Linked DNA regions of Mus musculus: regions 2, 3 and 4 are each linked to region 1. A link is a loop called in an ENCODE intact Hi-C map of the cell type or tissue named here. Cell type or tissue: heart. All regions are shown on one strand.

The links. Hi-C counts contacts between places; a loop is a spot of excess contacts. Peaks named below come from ENCODE experiments on the same cell type or tissue, not always from the same donor. Only the 100,000 strongest peaks of a DNase experiment are listed, where the experiment ranks them.
Region 2: a loop joins it to region 1, with 7 times the contacts of the local background. A loop is called at or near these places in 3 of 42 quality-filtered maps.
Region 3: a loop joins it to region 1, with 6 times the contacts of the local background. A loop is called at or near these places in 19 of 42 quality-filtered maps.
Region 4: a loop joins it to region 1, with 4 times the contacts of the local background. A loop is called at or near these places in 25 of 42 quality-filtered maps.

What each region holds. Positions count from the first base shown.
Region 1 is chr12:3,233,159-3,238,158 of GRCm38, reverse strand. It overlaps Rab10os (RAB10, member RAS oncogene family, opposite strand), which reads right to left and starts at 2,368. Exons shown (of 7, transcript NR_015551.1): 1 at 2,230-2,368; 2 at 747-874; 3 at 499-568; 4 at 47-130. In heart, a CTCF peak has its summit at 2,349; DNase peaks (open chromatin) are centred at 528, 1,068, 2,378, 2,848 and 1 weaker place; H3K4me3 peaks cover 1,906 bases; H3K27ac peaks cover 819 bases.
Region 2 is chr12:4,232,009-4,237,008 of GRCm38, reverse strand. Cenpo (centromere protein O) reads left to right here and starts at 3,044. Exons shown (of 7, transcript NM_134046.6): 1 at 3,044-3,257; 2 at 3,352-3,478. The coding sequence starts at 3,433. It overlaps Ptrhd1 (peptidyl-tRNA hydrolase domain containing 1), which reads right to left and starts at 2,996. Exons shown (of 2, transcript NM_001204912.2): 1 at 2,731-2,996; 2 at 1-646. The coding sequence starts at 2,982. The coding sequence ends at 476. In heart, a CTCF peak has its summit at 3,089; DNase peaks (open chromatin) are centred at 2,748 and 2,898; H3K4me3 peaks cover 2,458 bases; H3K27ac peaks cover 1,768 bases.
Region 3 is chr12:3,307,640-3,312,639 of GRCm38, reverse strand. It overlaps Rab10 (RAB10, member RAS oncogene family), which reads left to right and starts at 2,671. Exons shown (of 6, transcript NM_016676.5): 1 at 2,671-3,348. The coding sequence starts at 3,222. In heart, no CTCF peak of the experiment used is centred here; a DNase peak (open chromatin) is centred at 2,559; H3K4me3 peaks cover 3,398 bases; H3K27ac peaks cover 2,205 bases.
Region 4 is chr12:3,356,322-3,361,321 of GRCm38, reverse strand. It overlaps Gm26520 (predicted gene, 26520), which reads left to right and starts at 4,169. Exons shown (of 2, transcript NR_166882.1): 1 at 4,169-4,459. In heart, a CTCF peak has its summit at 1,946 (motif pointing right); a DNase peak (open chromatin) is centred at 1,931; H3K4me3 peaks cover 873 bases; H3K27ac peaks cover 348 bases.

The sequences.
Region 1 (5,000 bases):
ACAGGGCGTGGGCAGTGTCATGTGCAGGCAGGGGGCAGGGCCTCACCATCCTTCGCTGGTGTGCTGTTGTCCAAGTAGTCGTGGATCAGCTCCTCCTACAGTAGAGAGAAAGTCACTTCCTGGGCAGGGCCTGCGGGGAAAGGGGGCAGGGTCAGGCGATGGGGTGGGGCCTTGGGGGTCAGGGGCAGGGCCTGGGTGACTCATTTGGCCTAAACTTCCTGGGGTGGGGGTGGTACTTCCTGTCAGGGCCTCAGACAGGAAGTCCCACCTCATACAGGAAGTTCCACCCCCACACACTGATGATGTCATCTAACCCCATCCCCAACATAAAAGACCCACCTCCAGGTTATGACCCTGCAGAAAGTAAGTTATGGCATAGACAGGAAGCTCCCTCCCCAATGACGTCACCCCAGGCCCCGCCCCACAAAGTAACGCTCCCCCCCGCCCCCCCCACTGCCAACATTGACCCTGTGAACCTGCCCACAACACTCTGCTCACCTCCGTGGATGCCCCAGGTGAAGATGGCTACCCTCATGATGACGCTGTGCTGCTCTGCTTCCTGCTCAGCCTGGGGGATGGGACGGGGTCACAGGGGTCAGGGTTCATCCAGGCCATGCCCACCAAACCACCATGCCCATCACTTCTTGACTATGCCCACCACTTCCAGTCCCACTTTTCACTTCCTGTTTTCTCCTATGATGTCACTTTCTGTTCTGCCTGCTCCGTCCCCAGAAGGCCCCACTCACCTGTACAGCACCCCCCATGGCGTCCTCCTGGTCCTTTGACTTCTCCAGGATCAGCCCCTCCAAGGCCTGTGGGTCAGTGGTGGGGTCATCACAAGGGGTGGAGTCAGGGGCGGGGTCAGTGAGGTCACCTGAATAGATTTGCACAAATTTGCATGACAGGAAGTAAGCAGGCAGGGCCTGAGGTGATGGGCGGGACAGGAAGTGGAGGGCATGGCCAGGCACAGTGGGCTTGGCTGGAAGTGTGCAATGGCGTTGGGAAGTGGGCGGGGATAAGATGAAAAGGGTCGAGGCCTGCAATGGGTGTGGAAGGGGCAGGGCCACACACCACCACAGGGTCAAGGTCTCTGGGTCTTCCTGGGGGAGGGACGGGTGGAGCTGGAAGTGACATCATACCAGACTTCCTGGCAGCCCCTCACAGAAGCCCCACCCACAAGTCAGAAATCCTGAAAATGACATCACTTCCAGTGGGCCTGGCCCCACCCACCATCCTGATGTCTTGCCCATAAAGCTCCCAAAAAGCAGGAAGTGACATCACTTGTGGTTGGTGTGGTGACCTCATTTCCCCGCTCCATCATCCCCAGAACCCACCCTCTTCTCCCAAACTCAGAACTGCAATCATGATGCCACTTACAGTGGGTATGGCCACCAACAGACCACGCCCATCTTCCTAAAAAGATGAAAGTAGCTACCCTGAGGCCCCTTCCCACTGACCTTTGTGCCCCCCCCCCCTCGCGGCAAAGTACTGGAGGCAGGGCCAGGTGGCCTTGCTCAGCATCTCGGGGAAGGCAGGATGGACGACCATGAAGGCCAGGCCCTGGGGTGGGGGGAAGGGGTGAATGGGTGGGGTCAGACACGCGTCAAGGCCCTGCCCACAATGACTCAATCACTCTTGGGCACACCCCCAGCCAGGACGTCAAGAGAATATATACAATATATACAAATGCGGGGGGGGGGGTGTCACAGGGTGATGACATCATCTGGACACGTGTCAATGGCAAGGAGGGAAACTGTGACATCATCTGAACTCAGGAAAAGCCATAACGTCATGCAGTTTTATGCAAATGCATGCAAATTTACATGACAAATACACGCAGAGTAAAGCCATAACATCGTTTATGTTTATGGAAATTTACTCAGGGGAGCTGTCATTATGCAAATTTATGCAAATTTTCATCATGCGAAACTGATGTCACATGAGCGTATGCAAATTCCCAACGTACACGATATGCTAATTTATACAGGTCAGGGGAGGTTATATAAACCTGGGTAGAACAAAACCAAGCAGCCATTCAAATTCACTCAAATTCATGCAAACGAGCAGCAATGAAACTTAGACCCCATGCAAATCTATGTCTCTTGCAGGAGCTTAGTTAAGACCCCGCCCCAGGCCCCTGTCACTCACGCTCAGCCACTCCCAGCCCTCGCTCAGGCTCCGTCCCTGGCCTGTCTGTCAGTGCCTCTTGGGAAAAAACAGGTCACTCACCTGAAGCTACGTCCACATGCCACTCCGCTAGTCGCTGTCAATCCCGTGGGGACCAAGTGTCACTCACGTGAAACCCCGCCGACATGTCTCGCACAGCGAACCCCAGGATCTCCTTCCGCCGCGAGGAGGCGCTCGCCAGGACGACGCGGTGCCAGCGCAGGCACGTGCGGGGTGATGTCACAGCGACATCTGGGCGGGGAGTGATGACGTCGAACGGGTCGCCTGTGGTTCTGCGGTTCGCCGAAAGGTCAGGAGCTGAACCGGTGACGTCGCTGGAGTCGCCGGGGATTGGGGCGGGGGGGGGGTAACGGTGGTTGCGGCGGGGAAACCGGAAATCGGTCGCGCTGCTCCGAAAGGGAAAACCGGGTTCGGCGAAGAGAGGAACTGCACATCCGCTGTTTGCTTGTCCGCTTCTGATCAGCGGAACCCGGAACTGGAAGTCTTCAATGTCACGCTGCCGCTCCGAGTTCTCGTGAGATTTACAATGCGGTAGAAGGACTCACTTCCTGTTGGAACGGAGGAACTTCCTGTCTGGAAGTTAGGGTTCAAGCATGCTGGGAGTTGCAGTTATTTCCTGCTTTAGGCATGACTTCCTGTTTGCCATAGGAAGTGACGCCACAGTAGCCCCGAGTTTCACTGGGAGGCACGCTGGGAGGTGTAGTTCCTACCTGTACATCTCCGGGTCTAACCTCCCAGGAACGTACCGTATTAATACGCTGCCCTGTCACCGGGTCGAAGCGCCCGCATGCCCGGCCTCCCCTCACCGTGGCCGCTTCACCGCAGGCAAATCCATATCCTTTGACACCAACCGGAGCGGATGCAGTAACCATCTCACCTGTGATGCAGTGACCATCCCAAGGGAGATGTAATGACTCTTACCTGAGATGCAGTAACCATCTCACCTGAGATGCAGTGACGATCCCAACTGTGATGCAGTGACCATCCCACATGAGATGTAGTGAGCATGCCACTTGAGATGTATTGACAGTGATTATCCTACCTGAGATACAGTGACCATCCACCTGAGATGCAGTGACCATCTCACCTTTGATGCAGTGAACATTCTACCTGAGTGATTCTTACATGAGATGCAGTGTCCATGCCACCTGAGATGTTGTAACCATTCCACCTAGGATGCAGTGACTATGCCATCTGAAATGTAGTGACCATCCCAGGTGAGATGGGATGATAATCCCACCTGTGATGCAGTTGACTATCCCACCTGAGATGTAGTGACCATCCCACCTGAGATGAAGTGACCACTTGAGATGTGATCGTCTCTCCTGAGATGAAGTCACCATCTTACCTGAGATACAGTGAAAATCCCACATGGGATGCAATGACTATCCAACCTGAGATGTAGAGAGTCGTCTTAACAGAAATGCAGTGACCATCCACCTAAGATTCAGTGACTATCCCACGTGTGAAGTTGTGACCATCCCAAGTGAGATGGGATGACAATCCCACTAGTGATGCAGTGACTGTCCCACCTGAGATGCAGTGACCATGCCACCTGAGATGTTGTGACTATCTCACGTGAGATACTATGACAATCCCACCTGTGATGCAGTGACCACCCCACCTGAGATGTAGTATCCATCCCTCCTGAGATGCAGTGACCATCTTACCTGAGATGCAGTGAACATCCCACATGGGATGCAGTGACCACCCCATCTGAGAGATGTAGTGAGTCTTACCAGAGAATCAGTGACCATCCCACTTGAGATGTTTTGACCATCCCACTTGGGATGCAATGACCATGCCACCTGAGATATAGTTACCATCCCACCTGTGATGCAGTGACTATCCCACCTGTGATGCAGTGACAATTCCAACTTTGATGCAGTGACCATTCCACCTGAGATGCAGTGACCATCCCATCTGTGATGTAGTGACCAGGTGTACTAGTAATTAGACACATTAGAATTCATTATAACTCTTTTTATTCAAAGAAAACAAGACATTTTCACTTAATTGATGTGAATTTCTAAATGCAATAAGGATCTTATTGTATGTTCTTTAGTTGTATACACTGCATTTCATTATCTTGATGTATTTTCATAAGCACATTATGAAGAAACCTGTACAAGGTGTTATAGCAGGAAGAAAAGTGATTTAACACAGAAAAGAGTTAATCTTGACTGCCTGAGAGTTCTACTCTGTGCTAGTAACAATAATAGTGTATTTTTTTAGTGTACAGGTGTATTAGTAATTAGACAAATTAGAATACATTAAAATTGTGCTTATTCATAGAAAACAAGACATTTTTGCTCAATTGATGTGAATATTTATGATAAGAAGGACCTTGTACTGGCTAGTTTTGTGTCAACTTGACACAGCTGGAGTGATCACAGAGAAAGGAGCTTCAGTTGAGGAAATGCCTCCATGAGATCCAACTGTAAGGCATTTTTTCAATTAGTGATCAAGGGGGAAAGGCCCCTTGTGGGTGGGGCCATCTCTGGGCTGGTAGTCTTGGTTCTATAAGAGATCAGGCTAAGCAAGCCAGGGGAAGCAAGCCAGTAAAGAACATCCCTCCATGGCCTCTGCATCAGCTTCTGCTTCCTGACTGCCTGAGTTCCAGTCCTGACGTCCTTTGGTGATGAACAGCAGTATGGAAGTGTAAGCGGAATAAACCCTTTCCTCCCCAATTTGCTTCTTGGTCATGATGTTTGTGCAGGAATAGAAACCCTAAGACAGATCTTATTGAATGTTATTTCCTTTAGTTGGCTGCACTGTATTTCATTATCTTGACGTATTTTCATAAGCACATT
Region 2 (5,000 bases), 1.0 Mb before region 1:
GGCTGGAAGACTTTGTGAAGGTGATGTGTTAGGTGTCAGGAAAGAGGAAGAAAAGAAGCATTCTATTATGGCACCAGAGACTGGAGGCCAGTCATGGGACATCAAGGAAAGAAGAGGGAAATGGGGAGCAGAGAGAGGGAGGGGAGGTAAGGAACTCAAAGGCAACATTTTAAACCTGAGTGACCTGAAGTCCATTATTCCCAACAGAAAACATATTGTGTGTCAGCGATGACCCACAGATAATAGTGATGCTTATCCACTCTCCTCACTTGAACTTAGTGGCAATGATGATAATGATGATAGTAGTAGGTGCTTATTAATGAGAGCTTTAATTTGAATTTGTGCTGGTTCTTAAGAAACCACCATAACTAGAGGGGAAGAGTATAACAACATTGAAAGGAACCCACAATGCTTCAGGATGGTGGCCATTTGGCTCCCCAGACCCAGCTGACTTTCAGTTCTCCCAGAACTACAGTCACTTGAACAATCGGAACTTCTTCAAATACTGGCTCACTTCTTCCTTGGGGTATGGCCTCAGGGCTATGCATGTGGCAATGTTCTCCGGCTGCTCCAGCCACAGCGTGTGGTCAATGTTCTTCTGCTGCAGGGTCTCAGCCAGCTCCTTCAAGGTGGTCTCATCAGCAGCCTACAAGTTGCAGAACACACAACACAGACTGAATGACCCATTTAGGAAGTGTCAGAAGGTCACAAGAGTGGGGACGGGCTCTGTAACTGGAGCTGTGGCTCCACCAAAGAACTGTAGAGCAACAGTTGTGCCCATTGGTTTGCTATTTCCTTTTTTTAGGATCTTACAGAAGTGGCTAGGAAGGGGCTGAGAAGGAGGCTCGATACCCTGTTAATAAAATGCAATTCTCTTTTTTGTATTGAATTCTGCTATATAGTTTCTAGTTCCCTATGGCTGGCGCCTACTGCAGCTCACCTTCACCCTTAAGCTATCTGTGACTCAGCTGACCACTGGGAAGACTTCTAAAATTACATATACTTTCCTTCTCCCTCTCTCATCCCCTCAGGCCCAAGCCTAAGTTGATGCAGGACACATCTCTCAACTATTTGATATAAGAGGGCTCAGTCCACTGTGGGCAGTACCATCCCTAGGCAAATTGGCCTTAAGTGTATAAGTAAAATAGTTGAAGGTCAGGAGAGCCAGTAAACAGTGTTCCTCTGTGGTTTCTGCTTCAAGATTTCTGCCTTAAGTTCCTGCTTTGGCTTCTCTAGATGATTGATGTAACCTGTAAGGTGTAATAAATCCTTTCCTTCCCAAGTTGATTTTTTTTTGGCCATGGTATTTTTCTCAGCAACAAAAAGCAAACTAGAATATTATATTATGCATGCACACTGAGAATAACTTGTAAGATTTGTTTTTGTTTTTTTTTTCTTCCCATCAAGTGAGTCCAGGGATAGAACTAGGGTTGTCAGACTTGGTGGCATATGCCTTTACCCAATGAGCCATCTCACCAACCCTTTTCATCTACCCTATTATATGCTTTTTGGTCAGCAGAATAGGATCTAAGGCCAACAGGATCTTGACCTGGATACAAATACAACTTTTTTAAATTCCAGGAGATCTAGGAGAAGGCTTTCTGGTAAAGAATATCATATGGTCCTAACCCTTAAGAGTTAGTCCAGGAGCTGAGGAGATGCTCCGTGTCCAGAGGACCAGAGTTCAGTTCCTAGAACCCACAGTGGGATGTTCTCACTGCCTATAACTGCAGAAGAGCCTACATCCTACTCTGTCCTCCCATGTGCATACGTCCCACAGACACACACACCTACACGTCTGCACCCATGTGCATACGTCCCACAGACACACACACCTACACGTCTGCACCCATGTGCATATGTCCCACAGACACACACACCTACACAGAATTTAAGTAGATCTTTAAAAAAGGGTTAATCAAATGCGTATGTAAATCACCAAGATGGGAAAGGACCCCTCAGAAAGTTGAACACAGATGTAGGTTGGCACGTTGGTCCCTTTGGCCATTGTTCCTCCACTCTCACCCCTTTGCCAGTGTTTTCCTGGATAAAGATTTCTCTAGAGAAGCAGGTGCTATGTAAATGTCAGTTAGGAGACTTGAGACTCAGAGCTTCTGAAAAACATACTCCTTTTCCCCACTCACTGAGCATTTCTCCTTTTAAATAAACAGCCTCTATTTCTTACTAACAATATTAAGGCAGTGCTAATTTTAGGCCCAGCTTTTTTCTTTTTCTTTCTTTTTTTTTTTTTTTTTTTTTTTTTTTTTGAGACAGGGTTTCTCTGTATAGCCCTGGCTGTTCTGGAACTCACTTTGTAGCCCAGGCTGGCCTCGAACTCAGAAATCTGCCTGCCTCTGCCTCCCAAGTGCTGGGATTAAAGGCGTGCGCCACCTCGCCCGGCTAGGCCCAGTTTTAAAAGGCAGATTGGTGCACAGGCATAAGCGCCACGCTTTCCCCAGCTTCGTTCCCAGGGATCTAAGGGACACTGGAACAACCAATTTCTGGTGAACGCTGTGATAGCAGGGTCTGCGTCGGTTCTTCACAGTCATGCTCTGCCAAAGGGAAGGTTCACTGCGTAGCGCAGACCATTCCCAAACTCTTAGTGATCCCTCCTACAATCATGCCACACGTACTTCCGGAAGCTAAGGGTTGGGCCCAAGAGCAGATCTACTTCCGGCCTCGGCACCCCACCCCCGTTTAGGGTCCCTCCGGATACTCCCCACGCCTCACCTCGAGAACCACCTTGCGCATGCGCCCCAGCTCCCGGAGATAAGCTGCCGTGTGCGGATGGTCTCGATGAAGGTGCAAGGCTGCTGTGGCGGCGTGACAAGCCTGCGCTACCAGTGCGCCGGTGGGCCAGGAAAAGGGAGCCTGAGATAGATCCTTTCGTAATACTAAGTACTGTACAAGGATCTGTGGCTCCACCCCAGAGCATGCCATCTTCCTGATCATCAGACTGGCCGGACGTACCTTGCGGTGCATGCTGGGATTAGTGTGGAGCTGCTGGGCGCCACCATGTTCGTGTACGGCGGAAGCACAAAGCACTCTGGGATCAGTGGGTTACGTTGTTACTTCAGTTGCTCTCGGCGGGAATTCTTAAACTGCATCCTGAGTGAGGGAGCTTTGGCGAGAAAGCAAGACCCAGTGGTAGACAGATTAGCATTACTGTACAGCTTCTTTGGGTGTTCGAGGAAGCCCGGCTGGACCATAGTGGCCACGGCGGTGAGGTAGGCGTGGACAGGGCTGACCAGTCCAAGGTAAGGGACGCCAGCGGGGACACTTTGCTTATCCCGGGACTGTCAGGCAATAGTGGCAATAGATTGGTGATTGCGTGTCTTTTACTATTTACAGTTAAGGACGTTCGGGTCCATGTTAACCCTGCCTTGTACGTCCAGCATCGTAAGAAAAAACACTTGAGAACCCGAAGAGGAGATGGAGTCTGCAAATACTTTGTGTCCAGGCAGGAAGTGCAAAGGAGGTATTCAAAGGGGTTTGGCTTTCTCTGTACCACAGTGTTTCCAGACTTTATTGCAAAGGAAGGGACACTGTAAGGCAGTAACTTTGGCGATTAGATATGGATTTGATTCAGGGCTCTATCTTAGGAAATTTTGTGGCTTGGACACATTATAGTTCTGCCTCATTTTCTTTCTCCTTTAAACAAAACTTAATGTGAAAGCATCATGTGGGTTGAAATTGTTACTAAAAACTAAAAGTTTGATGACTTAATTGTTAAAAATATGTTGCAATCAAGTATAATCCATACCCTAGAACTAAATTACTATGTAATCCCAAATTTGCCAGTAACTTGCCCTTCTGTGTGTCAGCACACCTGGCTAAACAAGTGACGAGTGAAAGTTTGTGAATAATCATCAAACTTCGACAGGTCAATTATTCTCCAGTTCCCTTGTCATCTCCAATCCAAAAGATTGAAACATTTAGTTATGATTATGTTGGTTTTCTCTCTCTGCTTGGCAATTACCACTGCTTATCGTGTGAACTTGGAGAGGAACTAAATACAGCAGAGAGAAGGAACTGCTGTGCTCAGGCTCCAGAGGAAATAAAAGAAGTCAGGAGTCAGTAACGGGAAGAAAAGCAAGTGAAGGGCCAACATGCTGCCTACTGTGGCTCTCTCTTGATCTTATGCAAGTTGGTTTGTTTGTTTTTTAAAGGAGCTATACACTAGTAATTTGATGTCTAGCCTTGGCTGGATAGATGAATGAGCCAGGTCTGGGCTGTCCCAAGACAAATGAAGAAAGGATTTTTGTGAATGTATATTCTTGTGAACCCTGCAAAGTAAATATTGGATCTGCTTAAGGAAACTAGTTACATGAGGTGAAGCATTGGACTTCTCTAGGGAGGTTTCATCTGGGTTGTGGGAAAGCATGGAGAATCGGCCTTTCCCACCATAGATTTGTGCTTCTGTGATAAGCAGGCTTAGATGAAATGCTGCTGCCCACAAAGCAAGCAGTAGACAAATCAGGAGTCTCTTGTTCTTTTCAAGTGAGCGTACTAATTAGTGGGTGTTTTTACACCAGTGGCCAGCAGAGAGGTTAATGGTCTCTGGTTTGGTTATTTGGGCCTATGGCTTTATAAATTTATGGCAGACCAGTTGTGATGGTACATGTCTTTGATCCCAGCACTCTGGGTGGAAGCAGGTGGATCTCTGTGAGTTCAAGGACAGCCTGATCTACATAGTGAATTCTGGGCCAGTCGTGTAGGAAAGACCCTGTCTCAATAAACAGATAAATAAATAAATATGCCCTAGATATATGAGTTATCTATTGTGACGACTGTTTTTGGTTGTCAACTTGATGCAACCTGTGAAGAGGGAACCTCAATTGTTAAGGAATTAACTCATCAGATTGGTCTATGGGCAGTTTCTTTAGGGCGTTTTTTTTTTTTTTTTTATTGCTTCTTAATTGGAAGAGCACCTAACCCATTGCGGCAGGTGGTCCTCGGTGGTATATGAAAGCTAACTGAGCAGTAGCAGGAAGCTAATA
Region 3 (5,000 bases), 74 kb before region 1:
CAGAGAGGTGGGTGAAGACCTGCCTAGTATGTATAAGGGTTCAATTCCCAATAACCAGAAAGTCAATTCCTTTTTAGTTTTGTAGCTGGGAAAGGATGGGAAGAATGAGAGGGTCTCTAGCTCAGTATTTGCTGGAGGCTAGCTTTGAGCAGCCAATCCTTGTGTCTCAGCTCCTGAGTATTAGGATTACAGACATTTTAACTACATCCAACAAAATTATGATCTCAAGGATCTACCATTCCATGATCCTGATTTAAGAATGAAAACAACTGTTAGTAAATATGACCAAATAATTTGCAAAATTTCAGAATACAAAGTTTGGAAACAACTGGGATATAGAATGAATTTAAAAATGGTAATTATTGGGGCCTAACAAACACAGAAGTGGATGCTCACAGTCAGCTATTGGATGGATCACAGGGCCCCCAATGGAGGAGCTAGAGAAAATAACCAAGGAGCTAAAGGGATCTGTAATCCTATAGGTGGAACAACAGTATGAACTAACCAGTACCCTCCGGAGCTCATGTCTCTAGCTGCATATGTATCAGAAGATGGCCTAGTCGGCCATCAGTGGAAAGAGAGGCCCATTGGTCGTGCAAACATTATATGCCTCAGTACAGGGGAACGCCAGGGCCAAGAAGTGGGAGTGGGTGGGTGGGGGAGTGGGTGGGGGAGCATGTGGGGGACTTTTGGGATAGCATTGGAAATGTAAATGAAATAAATACCTAATAAAAAATTGAAAAAAATGGTAATTATTTCTAGCAGTCCATTACTTCCCAAATTTGTGTGATAGTATTGTTTCCCAAATTCAGCTTTCTACTTTAAAAACTAATAAATCCAATTACATTCAAGAAGGGGCGGTAGCACACACCTGCAAACTTGGGAGGGCGAATCTGGAGAAGGTTGAGGCTTGCCTGGGTAATTTACAGACTAGGACTTTCAGAATGCTTTACAGTATTGGAATTTAATCAATTGAGCTATTTGAGAAAGAATAATCTCAACCCACCTCCACATTCTGACAAGGTCTCCCAGGCTGACATCCAATTCTCTTTTGTTATCAAAGATGACTCTACACTTCTGATTTTCTGGTCCCCAACTTGCAAGAATTGAACCCAGGGCTTCATTTATGCTAGACAGGCACTGTACAAGTGCGCTACATCCCCAGCTCCTTGAAGATTTTCCTGGGGTGCTCAAGATTATGACTGAGCTAAGACAAAGCTGAGAAGCTTACCGACAACTTTTAATAGAATTGTTGATTCATGATACAGCACGACAGTCCCAGCTGGAGGAAGAATGATTTGGAGGATATAGTTTAATGAGAAAACTAAAACCAATCAGAGAATCAACTGGGAGATGGTTTAGAGAACACAAACACCTTCAAAGGCTTATGGGTGTTTAGAAGGAGGACAAGTCTTTGAAGAGCATGATCACATCTAAGATGGTCAGAAAAGAACATGATCAAAGGCTTTACTTACACATGAAATGCACATGTTGGTGATGGCGAGGTGTCTGCCAAAGTGTAGCTTATTTTTATTTAATATGCTTATATATTTGTTATATGCTAATTAGTTATGTGTGTGTGTATATAAAATTTACCTAAATAAAAATCTCCTTATTGGTGAATCAGCTCATCAGGTTCAACCATTCTACCATCACATTCTGCGGGTGCTGGAGCATACTTAGAAAGGTAAGTTAGAAATTTGCTTATTTCGACTATAGAAAGGAAGAAAAGGGAGGTGTAAATAAAACTGATAGGGAGAGAGGGAAAAGGGACAAAACTAGAGAAAAGACATGGCACAGGTGTGGTGGAGTTACCCCACCAGAGTAGCCCTCAGGAGGCTGAGACTGGAGATTCATGAATTGGAAGTCAGTACTGGTGTACAGACTTTGCAACAAAACAACCAACCTACAAACAAGTGAAAAGCAAGGAAGAGATCGGTTGGGATGGGGCAGGCTTTCAGATTTTCGATTTGGTGGTACAACTTTGGCTACAGTGACCGCCCGCCTTTTCTGAATAGAGCGCTTCAGCTCCCGGGATTCCAAGGGCTGCTTAGGCCCGAAGCAGCAAAGAAGCTTCCATTCGCAGGGAGGTTCTCCCCGCACCCGGGGTTCCTCAGGCCGATGACATCATTCCAACCCCAGGAGCGCTGCGCCTTTTTCAGTTTGGAATCCCGGCTCTATCAACTCTAGCTTCTTAAGGAGACCAGGTTGTCAGGACCAGCCCACAAGCGGGATCTCTTCTGGAGATGTCCGGGTTTAGTAAGGAGGTTCCTGAGTGGCCCAGAGCACTTCTTTCTCTCTCATCTATATGAACTATACACACACACACACACACACAGCCAGCCACGCCCGTCGCTGGGCTAACATCCTTAGCTCCTCAACAGGATACTGAGAGGGAGTAGAGGATTCCAGCAGTCAGCTGGGCGCCCCGGAAAAGGCAAGGGAGGGAGGGCAGGAGCTATACGGACGTAGTGCGCCTGCGCAGTTCCCGGGCCGCACCTCCCCCGCGGGGCGTGTTCGTCAAGCCGCTCACCCAATCAGGAGGCCGTAGGGAGCGCGCCCGCGGCCTCGCCCCCTCTGGTCCCGCCTCCGCGTGCCCTACTTGCCCGCCCGCGCGCGTGCGCAGAGGCGGGCCGCAGGGGCGAGGGCGCGAGAGAAGGGCGGGTGTACGTCCTTGCGTGCGTCTCAGGCTGCGCGCACGCCGGCGTGAGAGGGCACGGGGAAAAAGGTGGCTCTGGCCGGGGCGGCTCTGTTTCCTGGGGTTATGTAGCAGGGCTTGTCGGCTCGCGAGACCTCCCGCTGCCCTCGCCCGTGTCCTAGCGCGGGGTTTCTGCTCCGGGCGGAGGCCGTGTTCAAGCCCGCCGCGCTCCCTCGACGTAGAGCTCGCTCGTCCGCCCGTGGGAGCGTCCCGGCCGAGCTGCGCTGAGGGGGGAGGGGAGGCCATTTTGTCCCGACCGACTCCCCGGAACCGGGCGGAGCGGCTGGGAGAGGCTGCGGAGCCGCGGGCGCCGCCCCTCGGAGGCACGGGCGCCGCCACCGTCGGGGCTTCCTCGACGAGGCCGTTCGGAAGGTCTCCTGCTCCGTCTCGAGAGCTGCTTTCTCCTTCCGCACACGCTACCCGGCTGCTGCGGCCCCAGAACGCCCGGGTGAGGAGTTGGTTGTAGTGAGCAGTTCCGATCCCTTGGGGCTACCGGCGGCGAGCGCCCGAGCCGCTCCTCCCAATGGCGAAGAAGACGTACGACCTGCTTTTCAAGCTGCTCCTGATCGGGGACTCGGGAGTGGGCAAGACCTGCGTCCTTTTTCGTTTTTCGGACGATGCCTTCAATACCACCTTTATTTCCACCATAGGTAAGACCTGTGGGAGGATGGTGTGGGGGCTCTGTAGCCGCGAGCCGTTTTCTTTTATTCCAGACATCTTGCTTCCCGGAATTTACGCCTTTGTTCCAGTGATTCCGATTCCAGACGACAGACCTAAGTTACTGTTGGAATCGGAATAGCCTTACTGGGGCGGGGTCTTCCCATGCTTACCATCCGGTCTCAAGTCTCCTTCTCTGTTCGGTGCCTTCTGGCACAAAATATGCAGCATTTAGCAGCGTTCCAGAATCCGGTTTCTTTAAGTGACTTGCCTGGCCTTACCATAATTGCATGAAGTTACTTGATGTGCTATTTGTAATAGACGTAATTTAGTGGTTGGGATTGAAGCAGTACTGGCTATGTGGCAAAGGCCCGAATTGGGGGTCAAAGAGAAAATATTCTATCTGACTGTAACTTGGAGTAAACTTGAGAGTTGCAGAATCATTAAGGAAAATGAGAGGGGCGGGGGAAAGTGAGTTGGCTGTCTTGACTGAACCATTGATGTGTCAAACAATCGGAGGCCCTTCGTGCTTGGGGTGGGAATCTGGCATGGTTGGCTCACAGTGCTTTTTCAAGACCTCAACGAAGCAGATGGACGGTTTCTGTTTTCAACCCAATGGAATCAAGTCAAGTTCTAATGTTTTACTTGATGTTAGAATTTACAGGAAAATCTTTCGTCAGTCATGGCTCTAAGGACTTCTAATGTACTACCACATATTTCGGAATTACTTGGTATGGAAATAAAAACTGACCTTTTAAATGGGTTTCCTGTTTCGGAAATGAAAAGGGAAGGTTTCAAGAAAGTCGTTTTGACGCTGGCACCAACATCAATTTTGTCAAAGTAACTGTACATGACCACCCCCCTCCCTGGTTTTTTAAAGTATCCGGTGTCTTTCATTTTTGAACCTCAGCTCCGGCATTAGAGCAGTGCAGGAAAACTTGTGATAAATGTAACTAGCTTCACGATGAGAAGCGACTCTAGTGGTTTTCCTTAAGAATTGTGAAAATCTTGTTTTAACCAATTTATAGTATAGGATTTCCTTAAGACATATTTGTAAGTAGCTTAAGCATATTTTCGCAAAATATGCTTAAGTTATACTGCAATTAAGATGAGCAAATTTTTATTTAAAATAGGTTGTTTTACCTTACTGGTGGGCAGGATTGTCAAAATATCACGAAGCTTGAACTTGTCCTCTGCTTAGTGGGTTAGCACTTACACAGCACTAAGTTTGCTTTGAAGTGTAGCTGGGTCAGTCAGGTGGCTAGATCAGCAAATATTTATTGAGCACCAAGTTCTAGGCACTGTTAAAAGCGTTGAAAATAAGTGGTCGATACAATAGACCCCTTGAGCATTCTGATAAAGAAGGCAACAACAGTGTGCAAAGCACTAGAGTGAGGAGAGGGAGGAAGGGGAGTAGTCTGAATTATGGGGAATCTGCTTTGCATGGATGTTTAAAACGTAGTCTGAAAGACAAGTATGAATTGGATCAGAGGAGAGGTAGCCTCTTTGAAAGAGAATTTAGTGTGCGATCCTTTTTTTTTTAACCTGCTCTTGAGAACGGGTAGGTGAAAGTAGGAAGTAAAGTTTCCTGGTGAAGAAAGCTACTTAGCCCCCCAGCTGCCTGTCCTCAGGTACTGGGCATTGA
Region 4 (5,000 bases), 120 kb before region 1:
AGTTCCTTTTCTAAAGAAGTAAATACGTTCCTTTCCCCCTCATCCACACACAGAGCAGTGTCTCTCAAAGCAGAGTTTTGTGTCTTAAGATTTATGTATTTCTGTCTTACGTGTCTTGGTGCTTTGTCTGTATGTATGTTTGAAGGTGCCAGACCCCCTAGAATTGGAATTACTGACCGACGTGAGCTTCTATGTGGGTGCTGGGAATTGAACCCATGACCTCTGGAAGAGCAGCAGCCAGTGCTTTTAACTTCTGAGCCATCTCTCCAGCCCCATCTCTCACCATTCTTTTTGTTTGTTGTTTGTTGTTGTTGTTTTTTTTTGGGGGGGGGGACAGGGTTTCTCTGTGTAGCCTTGGCTGTCCTGGAACTCACTCTGTAGACCAGGCTGGCCTCAAACGCAGAAATTCGCCTGCCTCTGCCTCCCGAGTGCTGGGATTAAAGGCGTGTGCCACCACGCCAGACTCCACCATTCTTCCATGTTTTATTCTCCAGCTATGCTGACTTGCAGTCCCCCTAAGATGCACCACTGTTTCCCTGTGTCCCTGTGCTCCCTTGCTGCTCCTCTGCTTGAGGTGTCCTCCTCCCTCTACTCCTGTCTACATAGCCTCATCTTCCACAGCTCAACCCCACCTGGGTCCTGCTTACACTATTCAATGAGACTTTCCTTACACAGGCCTGCTTTCCCCTTCAGTAAACCCCTCTGGAAACACCCTCAAATCACACCCAGAGTTCAGAACTTTATTTTTTAATAGAGAGAGACAGAGAGAATCCTAAGTAACGCAGTCACTCTTGTGAAACAAGCACTCTTCCCCACCAAGCCGTCTGGCCAGTCCTCTATTCTACTTTGAGACAAGGTCTTTCTTTTTTGTTTGGTTTTTGTTTTTTTTCAAGACAGGGTTTCTGTGTAACTCTGGCTGTCCTGGAACTTGTTCTGCAAACCAGGCTGGCCCAGGGCTTCCACTGTGTAACTCTTACAGGACTCTTTATAGCGGGACTTGGGACAACCAAGTCTGTCTTTCTCTCCATCACGTATGTCCCCTACAGGCAAGAGCATGATTTTTGCCCCCATGCTTCCTTTTTTTTTTTCACATTCAACACACTGAATTTTGTGATTGTACAAACTTAGGCAATCACTCTTGTTTGTTAAGCAAATGAGCACATGTTAAAAACTTTTAGGGTAAGAAATTAATGAAGTGAAACCAGAAGTAACCTTCTACTGTAGTATGCTCTACTTTGACTAAAGTAGTCCCATGATTATCACTTGCATGGGCCTCCTGTAACTCCTAGGAAATGGGAAAATACTAATAATTAATTAACTAATTTTATTTATTTATTTATTTTGAGACCGGGTTTCATTGCATAGCTCTGGCTGTCCTGGAACTTACTCTGCAGACCAGGTTAACCTCGAATGCACAGAGATGTGCCTGCCTTTGCCTCCTGAGTGCTGGGATTAGAGGCGTGTCCTTGGAAATATCCTTGTTTTTAAAGAGGGCCCAGCTGGGAAGCTTCCGACTCACGAGGTTTCTAAGAGGGAAGAAACCAAAATAATAGAAAATAAATTAAAATAATAAAATCAAACCAGAAACAAAACCACTGAAACTCCAACCCCACAGCCCTGTGGTCTTTCCCTTACGCAGTGGGTTGTGTTACCATAAAGTGACAGGCCAGATAATGAAAGTGCTTACTCAGCATATAGCCCAACCTGTTTTAACCTCCCAAATGCTGAGATTACAGTGTGTACTACCACACTCAGCTGTATACAAAAAGTTCTTTTTCCCCAGGGGATTCCCATGTCAGCTGCTTCTTCAAGTAAAGGCCAAGTGACAGTCAGATCACAGCCATAAAACTATACCAAGAAGATAGAATACATGCATCAGTCAGCGGGGGCTTTACCAACAAAACCAGGATTAACTCTGGACTTGGACTACTATGCAAATCTGGCCAGCAGAGGGCGATATGGCTATGTGACAAAATTACTGCATAGTCTGGAAGATGCTCATTTTAGTCTTCCAGTATGTCAAAATTAGATTTTAATTTCAAAACTTTTAATTTTAGTTTTTTCTGGTTCTTTAGATCAATCCTCTACACATAATAGGCAAATATTCTACCATTAAGCTAAACCCTCAATCTTTAAGCCTAGATTTCTTTTTTACGTTTTATTAACAATTTGGTTATTTTATGTGTGTGGGTGTTTAACCTGTGCTTCACATATGGACAGTATACATGGACACCAGAAGAGGGCATCAGAAACTCTGGGACTGCAGTTATGGATGGCTAGGAGCCACCATGTGGGTGCTGGGAATTGATCCTGTGTCCTCTGGAAGAGTAGCCAGTTCTCTTAACTAGGGAGTGAGACATCTTCCCAGTGCCGATTTGTTCTCATTGTCATTGATGTTGTTTGTTTGGGACAGTATCTCTTCGCTGAGGTCCAGAATGTCCTGGAACTCACTATGTGATGCTGGTTCGTTGCAAACACGCAGTCCTGGTGCCTTAGCCTCTTGAGTTCTAGGATTGCCAATGTGTGCTACTGTGTTTAGTGTCGAGCCTATGCTAAGGTTTTCTATCTTTTTTTCATTTGCTGTTGTTTTGTTTTTGAGATAGAATATCAGTAGCCCAGACTGGCCTTCAATTTATATTGCAGAGGATAGTCTTGAATCTTGATTCACCTGTCACAGTGCCTAGTGTCCTGGCGATTTACCCCCAAGCCTGCCTATTCAAACCCAGGTTTCTAAATGCTTCTCTTTCACCTATAGATTTTTCTCATGGTTTCTTTTGTAATTTCTGGAGGCTGGGATTTGTCAATCAAAATTTTTATTTTATTTTTTATTATCTGTTTTTTGTTGTTTATAAGATGTAGTTTTATGTATCTCAGGCTAGCCTGGAATTTACAATGTAGCCAAGGTTGACCTTCCAGCTTTCACCTGAGTACCAGGGTTACAGGCCTGCATTGCCAGAGCCCTTTGATTGATTGATTGATTGATTGATTGATTGATTGTTTCTTTTTTGAGGCAGGATTTCTCTATGTAGCCCTGGCTGTCTTGGAACTCACTCTGTAGACCAGGCTGGCCTCGAACTCGCAGAGATCCACCTGCTTTTGCATTCCAGGTGCTGGGATTAAAGGCGTGTGCCATTATGCCCACATGCTTATTTTTAAATTTATTCTCATTGATTCATTTATTTTTGCAGTGCTGGGGGAAATCCTGGGCCTTGTGCAACCTAGATATGAATTTAGTCACTGTGATACATCATCAGCCTCTTCAAATTGGATAAACAGAAATGTCTGGGGGAAAAATTAGGAGGCTGAGAATGTAGTTCAACTGGTAGAGGGCCTGACTGTAGTACATGAAGCCCTGAGTTCAGTCCCTAGCACTGCATAAAGCCAGGGATTGTGGTTCAATCCTAGCACTCAGGGATTAACGGTTGGGGAGTGTAAAGTTCAAAGTCACGCTCAAATACACAGAATGCCAGAATGGACTACATGAGTCCATGTCTAATAAAACATTTAGGAACTGGGCAGATGACACAGTGGTTACAGCATTTGTTGTACACGTGTGAGGGTCTGAGTTAGAATCCTAAGGACATGCATAAAGCCGGGAAGGGAGGGAAGTCCTGCAATCCCAACACCTCTTCCATGGCGATGGGAGGGGGAAGCAGCATATAAGAGAGAACCGGTCTCAAATGAACAAGCACACAAGCACGCGCACCACACACACACACACACACACACACACACGCGCGCGCGCGCGCGCACCACACACACACACACACACACGCGCACGCGCACCACACACACACACACACGCGCGCACCACACACACACACACACACACACACACACGCACGCGCACCACACACACACACACACACACACACACACGCGCGCGCGCGCGCACCACACACACACACACACACACGCGCGCGCACCACACACACACACACACACACACACACGCGCGCGCGCACCACACACACACACACACACACACACACGCACGCGCACCACACACACACGCACCACACACACACACGCACACACACACGCACGCGCACCACACACACACACACACACACGCACGCGCACCACACACACACACGCACACACACACGCACCACACACACACACGCACACACACACGCACGCGCACCACACACACACACACACACACACACACAGAACATGGATAATGAAAAGGATCAACTTGCAGTCGCTGCGCTGAGCATCTATAGATGAATCACGGAAGCCTTAACTGATCTTCACATCCGCTCCCGGCTTCCGCTCCGCTGCTGAGGGCAGCAGTCACACTTCTGCCTGCTTTCTCCCGCAGCAGAGCCAGGGTTTCCCCCTACCCAGCACTGAACCTTGAGGCTCCAGCCTCAATAGAGATTCGCCAGCCTCCTCAGGCCTGCGGACAGACCCCTTGCTTCCTTATCTTTCTCACAGGCCACTTGTACTGTATGTAAGTACCATGCGACTTTAAAAAGATGTGTTATTTTAAAATTATGTATATGTATATGTGTCTGGAGGGTGGGTATGTACAGGTGAGTGCCTGAGGCCAGAAGGTGTTAGAGCCTCTGAAGCTACTGTGAGCCACCCATGGTGGGTACTAAAAATTAATCTTGGGTCCTCTGAGCCATGGCTGAGCCTTGAATCCAGTTCCTTCTTTGAAAACAAACAAACAACAACATAATGTTGCTAAACATCTATCTATGTATCTATATATGTAATCTATGTAATCTGACCTCAACAATTCCTTTTGTTTTTTCTGTTCTACTTTGCCACAGTTAACTTCCTTGTTAGTAAACTTTAAGTACTTTTTTGAGAGGGATGGCTTTTTTTTTTTTTTTTTTTTTTTTGGTTGGTTGGTTTTGTATTTGTTTCTTTGTTTGCTTTTTGAGATAGGGGTCTCTCTATAGAACTGGCTGTCCTGCAACTCAGTATGTAGACCAGGTTGGACTCGAACTCGCAGAGATCTGCTTGCCTGTCTCTCAAGTGCTGAT